Regions from separate parts of the Homo sapiens genome. Here regions 2 and 3 are each linked to region 1. The links are chromatin contacts, found by Hi-C or POLR2A ChIA-PET in ENCODE. All regions are on one chromosome and are shown on one strand. Each heading gives the region's core, a stretch centred on a gene start or an enhancer-like site at or near the end of the contact. The rest is flanking DNA. Distances are from core to core; before and after follow the strand shown. Region 1 holds the start of RBM33-DT (RBM33 divergent transcript). Region 2 holds the start of MNX1 (motor neuron and pancreas homeobox 1). Region 3 overlaps LMBR1 (limb development membrane protein 1).

Evidence for each region. Hi-C counts contacts between places; a loop is a spot of excess contacts on that map. ChIA-PET counts read pairs that join two places held with the same protein, here RNA polymerase II (POLR2A). Pooled maps may share reads with other maps.
Region 2: a pooled map shows a loop between it and region 1 (5-fold over the local background). The contact joins the promoter of MNX1 here to the promoter of RBM33-DT in region 1. A Hi-C loop is called at or near these places in 2 of 37 single-sample maps with no recorded cell type and 4 of 50 pooled maps. POLR2A ChIA-PET finds 5 or more read pairs at or near these places in 1 of 52 experiments (activated T-cell).
Region 3: a loop to region 1 is called in a map with no recorded cell type, with 5 times the contacts of the local background. The contact joins the enhancer-like site here to the promoter of RBM33-DT in region 1. A Hi-C loop is called at or near these places in 3 of 37 single-sample maps with no recorded cell type and 6 of 50 pooled maps. POLR2A ChIA-PET finds 5 or more read pairs at or near these places in 1 of 52 experiments (GM12878).

The regions. Positions count from the first base shown.
Region 1 is chr7:155,642,908-155,645,784 of GRCh38, reverse strand. It overlaps RBM33-DT (RBM33 divergent transcript), which reads left to right and starts at 1,379. Exons shown (of 3, transcript NR_126344.1): 1 at 1,379-1,571; 2 at 2,181-2,317; 3 at 2,815-2,877. It overlaps RBM33 (RNA binding motif protein 33), which reads right to left and starts at 1,124. Exons shown (of 18, transcript NM_053043.3): 1 at 866-1,124. The coding sequence starts at 908. RefSeq lists a silencer at 797-1,306 and an enhancer at 1,231-2,185.
Region 2 is chr7:157,009,293-157,012,169 of GRCh38, reverse strand. It overlaps MNX1 (motor neuron and pancreas homeobox 1), which reads left to right and starts at 1,507. Exons shown (of 3, transcript NM_005515.4): 1 at 1,507-2,510. The coding sequence starts at 1,820. It overlaps MNX1-AS1 (MNX1 antisense RNA 1 (head to head)), which reads right to left and starts at 1,313. Exons shown (of 2, transcript NR_038835.1): 1 at 863-1,313. RefSeq lists silencers at 1,096-1,705, 2,216-2,285, 2,296-2,345.
Region 3 is chr7:156,779,586-156,782,462 of GRCh38, reverse strand. All of the region lies in intron 5 of LMBR1 (limb development membrane protein 1), which reads left to right. Among named protein-coding and RNA genes, the nearest start is that of LMBR1, 110 kb to the left of the region's middle. Within about 2 kb of position 1,627, at least 3 of the 41 ENCODE cell types and tissues checked have a DNase peak (open chromatin) inside an H3K27ac peak, as active enhancers do; they include GM12878, where a contact is called at or near this core.

The sequences.
Region 1 (2,877 bases), core at 130-2,629:
AATGGTAAGAACTAATCCCAAATGCTTTTGTTATCCATATTTTACCATCTTTTCAAAGTTTTCAAAATAATCACTTAAAAAGTCACTTTCAAGTATCTCTCCACGTTTTTAAAACCCCCAGTGATATGTAATTTTACCTGAAAGTAATTTACCTACAATTTTTTAGAGATAGGTGTTTCATCAATACTGTTTATGCTTGCAAACAAGAAAAACTATCCAAAGGAACTGACTCAGTATCTAAACCTTTTGTGTCACGTTTTCACTTTTGGAAGACGCACATAAAACACTAACAGGTTATTAGACAACAAATAAGTTAATTTAAAACAGGGATTTATTGAGACTTTCTCAAGAAATCTCACTTTCCAAACTGGCCTACTGTCGCACATTCCTTCACACAGGTGAATCTTTTCGTTATGTTTTTGTAATGGGCTTCAAATCAATCTAAATCTGTCAGGATGGCCCCACAATCTTAAACACCCACCCTACAGCGACCTGCCCCGCTCTCCCTAAGTGACACTGTCTCGGGGGGTGGGGGGGGCGCTCTCCTACCCATAGGACACCAGGCCGGCTTCGGCACTTAATGCCCGCCAACGCCAGAGATGGGCCTGACACTTAGGCAGCCTTGCAAAGTAGAGGACACACAGAAGTTCACAGGTAAGTACGATCTGCACAGCGGAGAGGAGGAGCGAGAAAGGGAGAATGACAATAGCGAGGGAAGGCGAGGGAGAAAACGGAATAGGCCGAACACAAAGAGAGTCGGAGCCGGGGAGAGCCTCGTCCTCTCCTAAGCGGGGAGGCCCCCCGGCCTACACCCCCGCCCACCGCGGCGCGGTCCTGGCCCCCAGAGTCCGGCTGCCTCACGTACCTCCGGCGCCTGCTCCTCCGCTCGCTCCCAGGGCGGCCGCCATGGCACTCGCGGGGCCCGGCCTTCAGCCTCCCCCACCAAGCCAGCTGGTGGGCCGACGTGCCTGGTCCGGGCCCGGGTACGGGTGACGGAGGACAGAGAAGGGAGGGGGCTGCAGGAGGCAGAGGCGAAGCCGGGCGCTTCGCGGTCCACAGCTGGCCCTTCGCCTCCGCAGGAAGAAAACAACAAACTACCGCAACATGGCCGCGCGCCCGCGCCCGCCGCGGTGCACCCTGGGATGATGGAGGCCGGGAGGCGGGCGGGCGCCGGGGCCTGCCCCCGCCGAGGCCGCAGCAGCCCTGAGGCCGCCGCCGTGTTTCGGGCGGTGGGCGTGCAACGCAAACACGCGGCAGTCACCTCCGCCCGGCTCCTGAAACCCAAATGTTTGAAGCAGGGCGGGGACGACTGCTGGCCATAGGTCGATTCCGGGTTCAGTCGTAAGGCGCTTTGCAGCAGTCGGCAAAGCGAAGCTTTACGGCAGCCCGTCTCCCGTTAGGAGCCGGGGAGGCAAGGTCCAGCGTACGGTCCGGGGGAACCTTAACTGTCGTTTCTGTGCCTGGACAGTAGGTTGGAGAGTGGGGTCTGAATGAGCTACAGTAGTGAACGCCGACGGCTTGTGTTGAGGGCAGGAAAGGGTGCACACAGCTCCGGCAGGTGCTTCCGCGAGGTGAGATGAGTGCCGCGCGCGCCGGGCTAACGTGCACGCGCACTCGTGCGGCGCCCGCGAGCCCTCACTTCCTACAACCCGAGACCCTCCGGACCCGCGACCCCGGACCCCCGTCCCCTTCTCCGCGCCCGGCTGGGCAGCGGGCAGCGCCGGACCCTGATGGGCTCTCGGCCCTTACTGCCCCTGCGCCTTGCGGCCCTGAGAACAAGACGTGAGCAGGACGGATAGCGCCCGGCACTCATGTCTGAGTTTGCATTTTGAGCAGTGAGAAAGGTTAAGAAACGAAATCCTCATACTTGACATAAAGGAAAGGGTGCTGGGTGGTCAGACAGCTGTGGACGAAAGGGCTCAGGGGTTTTGGGGTGTGGGGCCCGGGAAGGCGCATCTGAGTGGTCGCAGTCGGGGAAGGGGGTTGATTAAGTACACACCGGCTGTAAACATTGATTCCATATCGGTCAATGTGGGGCTTAGGTGAGGCGTTCTGACCCAGCAATGAAACTGGAAAGGTAGGCAGGGGCCAGGATTCCGGACTTTGGGACGTTTTTCTGAGTCTATGGGGTCTATTGAAAGATTTTAGAAACAATTTACATGGTAAGATTTGTATTTTAGAAAGGTGACTGATACAACAACGTAGAGGACCCTGCAATGTGGAGAGGCATGAAACTGGAGGTCCAGTGCCGTGAGTTAACAATCAAGACGTCCATACAGGAGATGCATTGGTGGATGGGTGAAGAGATGATAAAACGGTACGTATAATAAAATGCTGGCCGGGCGCGGTGGCTCACGCCTGTAATCCCACCACTTTGGGAGGCTGAGGTGGGTGGATCACGAGGTCAGGAGTTTGAGACCAGCCTGACCAACATGGTGAAACCCCGTCTCTACTAAAAATACAAAAATTAGTTGGGCGTGGTGGCACGCGCCTGTAATCCCAGCTACTCAGGAGGCTGAGGCAGGAGAATTGCTTGAATCGAGGAGGCGGAGGTTGCAGTGAGCCGAGATTGCGCCACGGCAATCCAGCCTGGGTGACAGAGCGAGATTCTGTCTCAAAAAAAAACAAAAAAATTATTCAACTGTGAGAACTCACTCCCCAAAAAAAATGTTTTGCAAGCAACTCATTGAAAAATGGTCTCTATTAAAAAGCACGTTAATACATCCATATTTAAATGGCTTGAACTCTTTATCACCTTTCATTATTTTTTGAACTGTGGAGGATGGCATGCCTAACTCAGAAAATATTTTTCAGGATAATTCAGTGGTGATCTTCAGAAGAATTCCACAAAAAACCAAATTAACAGATGAAACAATC
Region 2 (2,877 bases), core at 258-2,757, 1.4 Mb before region 1:
TTATAATGAAAACGATACCACTCATGGCAACAGAGTCACTGTCATCAACTCTCGCCTAGGTCAAAAGCCTTTTGAGGAGAAGTGGCAAGGTCTCTATATTTGCCTTTTTAAAAATCCCTCTTGTAGCAACCTGGCGTGCTAATTTTGAAGTTTACCTGGCACTGAGTTTCTCTTTGGCTCTCTCCCCTCTCCACAGCCCCTTCCGGTCCTTTATTCACCTCTCACCTGCATAGCAAGCCCTGGAACCTGGAACTCCCTCCCAGTTCTCACGCTTGCTGGGGAAGATAACTGGGTCTAATGGCGCTATTGACAAAGCCTGGTGTTGATGCCGCTTGACTTCCCGACCCCTGTGTGGATTCTTTCAGCTTCAAAAACGCCCTTGGAAGTGGTTTTACTGTAAATATTTGAAGTGTGCGTGTGGGGGAGGGGTGAGACCTGGATGCTCACTCCGTGCCTCGCTCACTCACGGGAAGCCCTTTCCTCTCCACTTCCCAGGAGGCCCCGGCAGCACGAGAGACATAGCCTTTCCCCGCTCCTGCCCGGGGACTGGCCGGGGGTCGCAGCGGCAGGGCTTCCGAAGGATGCCGGGCCCCACGGGTTTTTCAGGGCCGAGGTGTGTGGGCCTTGACTCCCGCAAGCCCATGGGCATCCCTCGGCAGCGAGGAAGAGCCTTGTCACCGAGGACCCGCTCCACTGAGCAGGCACGTGGGCGACGTCTGCAAGCCGACTTGGGTTCTGCAGGCCAGAGCGCCCAGATCTACCGTCTCCGCCTTGACTGGGGCAGGGGCTCCCAGAGAGGATTCGTGGAGGCCAAACTCACACTCACATGCGCGTTTACACCCCCACACCCCCGCACACACACCTGAAAATGCGGGGCCTTCCCATAGCAGATAAGGTTCGACCTGCAGAGCTTTGGCCACGGGGACAAAACCCTCCCCTGCTGCGCCCTGGAGGCCCGAGAGCAGGGAGGGCTTGGGAAACACCACGGTCTTCAGTGCGCTGCCGTCGCCTCGCAGAGCGGCCAGGTCTGCGCAGCGTGGGCGCTCAGGAGCGTGGAACCACCGCGCTCCGCAAGGCAGACGTGGACCCACTCCAGCGCCGACAAGGAGGCCGGAGAGGACGCGCGCAGCTGGCTCCAGGGACCAACCAAGTCCGGAGGGGCCCACGTGTCTCGGGAGCGGGTCTTGGGCCGCCGCGGGGCTCTCCAGGGGCCCGGGGGTTGCCAGTGCCCGCCGTCCGGCTCCGCACCCAGGGGAGGGCGGGCAGAGGCCCCAGGTTGAGCCTCGGAGTATCCACTCCCCGTTGGTGTCCCCGCCCGCCAGCGCCGCGCAACAGCCCGGGCTGCTTAGGACCTCGCGGCGCGGGGGCGGGGCGGCGGGCGGCCGGGACGGTGACAGGTGCGCCCCTCGGCCAATGGCGGAGCCCGCGGCCCTCCCCGGGCCCCCGCTGCGCGCGCCAATCGGAAGCCGCGCTGAGCTTCAAGTGCGCGGAGGGGCGCGGGTCCCCACCACGGCGGCAGCGGCCTCCGCGCGGTCGCCTGAGGGCTGCAGCGCAAAGAACCGGGCTCCCGGGCCCGGACGCGGGGAAGCACTCGCGTGGGAGTTTGTGCGAGCGCGGCCCGGGGCGGGGCCCGCACGGAGGAGGCGCCGGGACCATGGTCACCCTCGGCTGAGTTTCCGGCGGCGACTTTGATTATTGGCAAATAACCACCATAACAATACCGAGCCCCCGGGCTTGCACCGCACGCACTGACTCCGCGAGCCCGCACACGGCCGCGTCGCCCGCCACCGGGCCCTGAGCGCCAGCCCCAAACGAGCCGATGGAAAAATCCAAAAATTTCCGCATCGACGCCCTGCTGGCGGTGGACCCCCCACGAGCCGCCTCTGCGCAGAGCGCGCCGCTGGCCTTGGTCACGTCGCTCGCCGCCGCCGCATCTGGCACCGGAGGTGGCGGCGGCGGCGGCGGGGCGAGCGGCGGGACTAGCGGCAGCTGCAGCCCCGCGTCCTCGGAGCCGCCGGCTGCGCCCGCCGACCGCCTGCGCGCCGAGAGCCCGTCGCCGCCGCGCCTGCTGGCCGCGCACTGCGCGCTGCTGCCCAAGCCGGGCTTCCTGGGCGCGGGCGGCGGCGGCGGCGGCACGGGCGGCGGGCACGGGGGGCCCCACCACCACGCGCATCCGGGCGCAGCGGCCGCTGCCGCCGCCGCCGCCGCCGCCGCCGCCGCTGGGGGCCTGGCGCTGGGGCTGCACCCTGGGGGCGCGCAGGGCGGCGCGGGCCTCCCGGCGCAGGCGGCGCTCTACGGCCACCCGGTCTACGGCTACTCCGCGGCGGCGGCGGCGGCTGCGCTGGCGGGCCAGCACCCGGCGCTCTCCTACTCGTACCCGCAGGTGCAAGGCGCGCACCCCGCGCACCCCGCCGACCCCATCAAGCTGGGCGCCGGCACCTTCCAGCTGGACCAGTGGCTGCGCGCGTCCACCGCGGGCATGATCCTGCCTAAGATGCCCGACTTCAACTGTGAGTACCCTGCGGCCCCCGTGGATGCGCGTGGCGGGAGGGCCTCGCGCATCCTCCACCGGCACCGCCTGCCCCTCTCTGCGCTTGGCTCCCAGCGAGCGGGGGAAGAGCTGCGAAGCCGCCTCGGCTCTGCCCGGGGCCTGCGAGGACTCGCCCGGACCCCCAGGCATGAGACGGGCAGCGAATTATTAAAATGGCCATGCGCAGGCCTTGCCTTCTCTTCCTCTCTTAACGGGAAGGGGCAGTTGGAGGTGTGAGACTGAGATCTAATGATTAACCCGAAGGCTGCAGGAGAAGGAAGTCGCCGGGGGAAGGCGAGCCGAGAGCGCCCTGAATTAGGCAGGCCCGGGAATGGGGGTCAGGGCTT
Region 3 (2,877 bases), core at 378-2,877, 1.1 Mb before region 1:
GTGGAGGAATTGGGAATATTGTGCATTGTTGGTGGAAAGGTAAAACGGAAGAGCTGGTGTGGAAAACAATATGACGATTTGTTAAAAAATTAAAAATGGAATTACCATCTGATCCAGCAATTCCACTTCTGGATATACATCTAAAAGAATTGAAGGCAGGAACTCCAACACATACATGTACACCCATGTTCATAGCAGCATTATTCACAATACCTAAATGGTGGAAGCAATCCAACTGTGTATGATGAATAATGAGTAAACCACACGTGATATATCCATACAATGAAGTATTATTCAGCCCTAAAGAAGGAAATTATGACACATGCTACAACGTGGATGAACCTTGCTAAGTTAAACAGTCCAGTCACAAAAGGACAAATTCTATATGATTCTCCTTAAATGAGATACCTATAGCATTGTCAAAGTTGTAGAAACAGAAAGTAGCATAGTGGTTGCCAGGGATTGTGTATTGGGGGGGAAGTTATTGTTTAATGGGTACAGAGTTTCAGTTGGTGAATATGAAAAGCATTCTGGAGATGGGTGGTGGTGATGGTACCATAACAGTGTGAATGTAGTAATGCCACTGAACTGTACACTTAAAAATGGTTACGATGGTGAACTTTATGTTATGCATATTTCACCACAATTTTAAAAAACGCAAATGGATGATAAACATGGCAGTGTTTTGTGGTTACCTGTGGGTAGGTTGGTGCAGAAGGTTGACTTGGTTGGGAGGATGGTCATGGTAATGTTTGTTCTAGTTGGGTAGTATATCCATGGGTATTTAATAGACATGTAAAGCTAAATAGTAAACTTTTATTTTAAAATAGAAAGGGAAAAGGGTGATTTGTATCCCTTGATGATCAGCTCACATTAGCTAAACAGAGGCTGATACATAAAACCAAATGCCAACTTGCTGATTTTCAATGGAAAAATATATAAATATATTAATAAAATACTAATATGTATGTATGCATCTGCACTGATACCTGCCCACCCAAAGTAGCTATTATTTATTGAGAGATGCAGGAAATGTGGAAACCTGGGAGAGAAGGGCCCAAAGGAGCTAACGGGGGACTAGTCTGGAGTGAGAGCAGGAAGCCGGAAGCTTTCATGTACATCTTTCCTATTTTGTTCACTGTCATAAAGGATCTTCTGTGGTGTTTTGGAATTTCTAGTGCTTTTTGTGTAAAGTATTATTTGCCACATAAGCAATATGATGTTATTACCTAAATTGTCACGTGGCATTGCTTTTTATTATATTTTAAAACTTAATATCTTTTATGTTTCACTGTAATAATAAGTAATAATGCTAATGATCTTTCTTTTGTTGTATCTTTGTTGGAGTTTGTGCCTGAGTGTTTCATGAAATGAAAGTGGATATTGGCTAAGATGGTCTTCTGCATTACAGGTTTCTTACAAGACTGAGCATTTGACCTTAGTATGAGCTTGCTTTTATGGAACTGAAAACTAACGTTCCAGTAAAAGAAGCTTTTAGGTCCTTTACTAAAATCATAGGTTTGTCTTGTTTCTTTTAAGCATTCTCCCCCACTTCCTCATTTCCATGTGGTGTTGTCTTTTGTGACTTATTTCTGTCACTGGGGAGGTGGGGGTGAAGGGTGGAGGTGAAGGGTAGGGGTGGAAAGCACAGGGCCCTGAGGGCTGACAGACCTGAATTGAAAGTGAATTCTGGCATGCAGGCAAATTATTTCACTTTTGAGTGTGAACTTTGTTATGTGTAATCAAATTTACCTTTTAATATATTGCAAAGATTCAGTAAGCACGTATAAAGCAACTAGTAGGAGCTCTGCAAGTGTTAGTTCTCATTTCTTCTTTTCTATGAATTTTGAACTGAAGAATTATTAGAACAAAAATAGAAGAAAAGAGCCTTACTAGTGAACCAGTGAATTATTTGATGTGATTTGGTGTACTAAGAAATATTTTTTTCCCAAATTCAGAATTATGTGTAAAAATTTTGATATCTAGTTACCATAGTCTTTTTATAATTCAGTTCTTTCATTTACATATTGAAAACATGTATTAATTCATTTGTAATCTGGAGGATTTTTATTTGTCTAATATCATGGGGAATTTCTGCCTACAAATTTTAATGCAATGGAGATGTTAATTCAATGAACTGGCAATGTTGGTGTTTTTATTTTAGCTTACCCCAAGCACTTTCTTTTTGTCCAGCTTTAACAGCTTGAGCATCTTATAGTTTTAATTTTTTCATCTTGTATAGACCACATTAAGTATATTTGTGTATAAAATAGACTGCATAGCATATTAATATTAAAAAACATTTCACTGTTTTACTATAGACCTTAACAAAGCTTTTCACAAAGCCGTTTTCTCTGACGTGAGACCAAAGCTTTTTCGTGTATGCTCTTAATGATTACTTGGGAGCAAAGGGAGAAATGTTTGACACTCTCTAGAGATGCTTATTTGTAGTTTTTTCATGGCTTAAAATAAAATAATTAATACCTGCTTTTATTTTCTGTTCTTTATTAGTACTTCTACCGATCTTCCCCTGATGACTGTGTATATGTTTGGTGCAATCTTGATGCCATGCTGAGCAAACCTTATTTTAATGTTACTGAGAGACCCTTTTTGTTAAGTGAAAACAATAGCTTGATATTTATTTTAAATGTTCTGTGAATGTAGAAGTTTTCCCAGGCTTCCTAATGGGTAGAGACATAGTGTATGAAGTGGTTTTTACATCCCTTACAGGAGGGCAAGATGTCCAGGCAAAACCTTGTTTAAATGTTCATCACCATAGAAACATGACAGCTTCTCCATAGAGCTTTTGTAAGTACATTGTAATTTTCACTTCATTGATGTGAATTAAATGTATAATTGACCAGCACAAAAATTCCA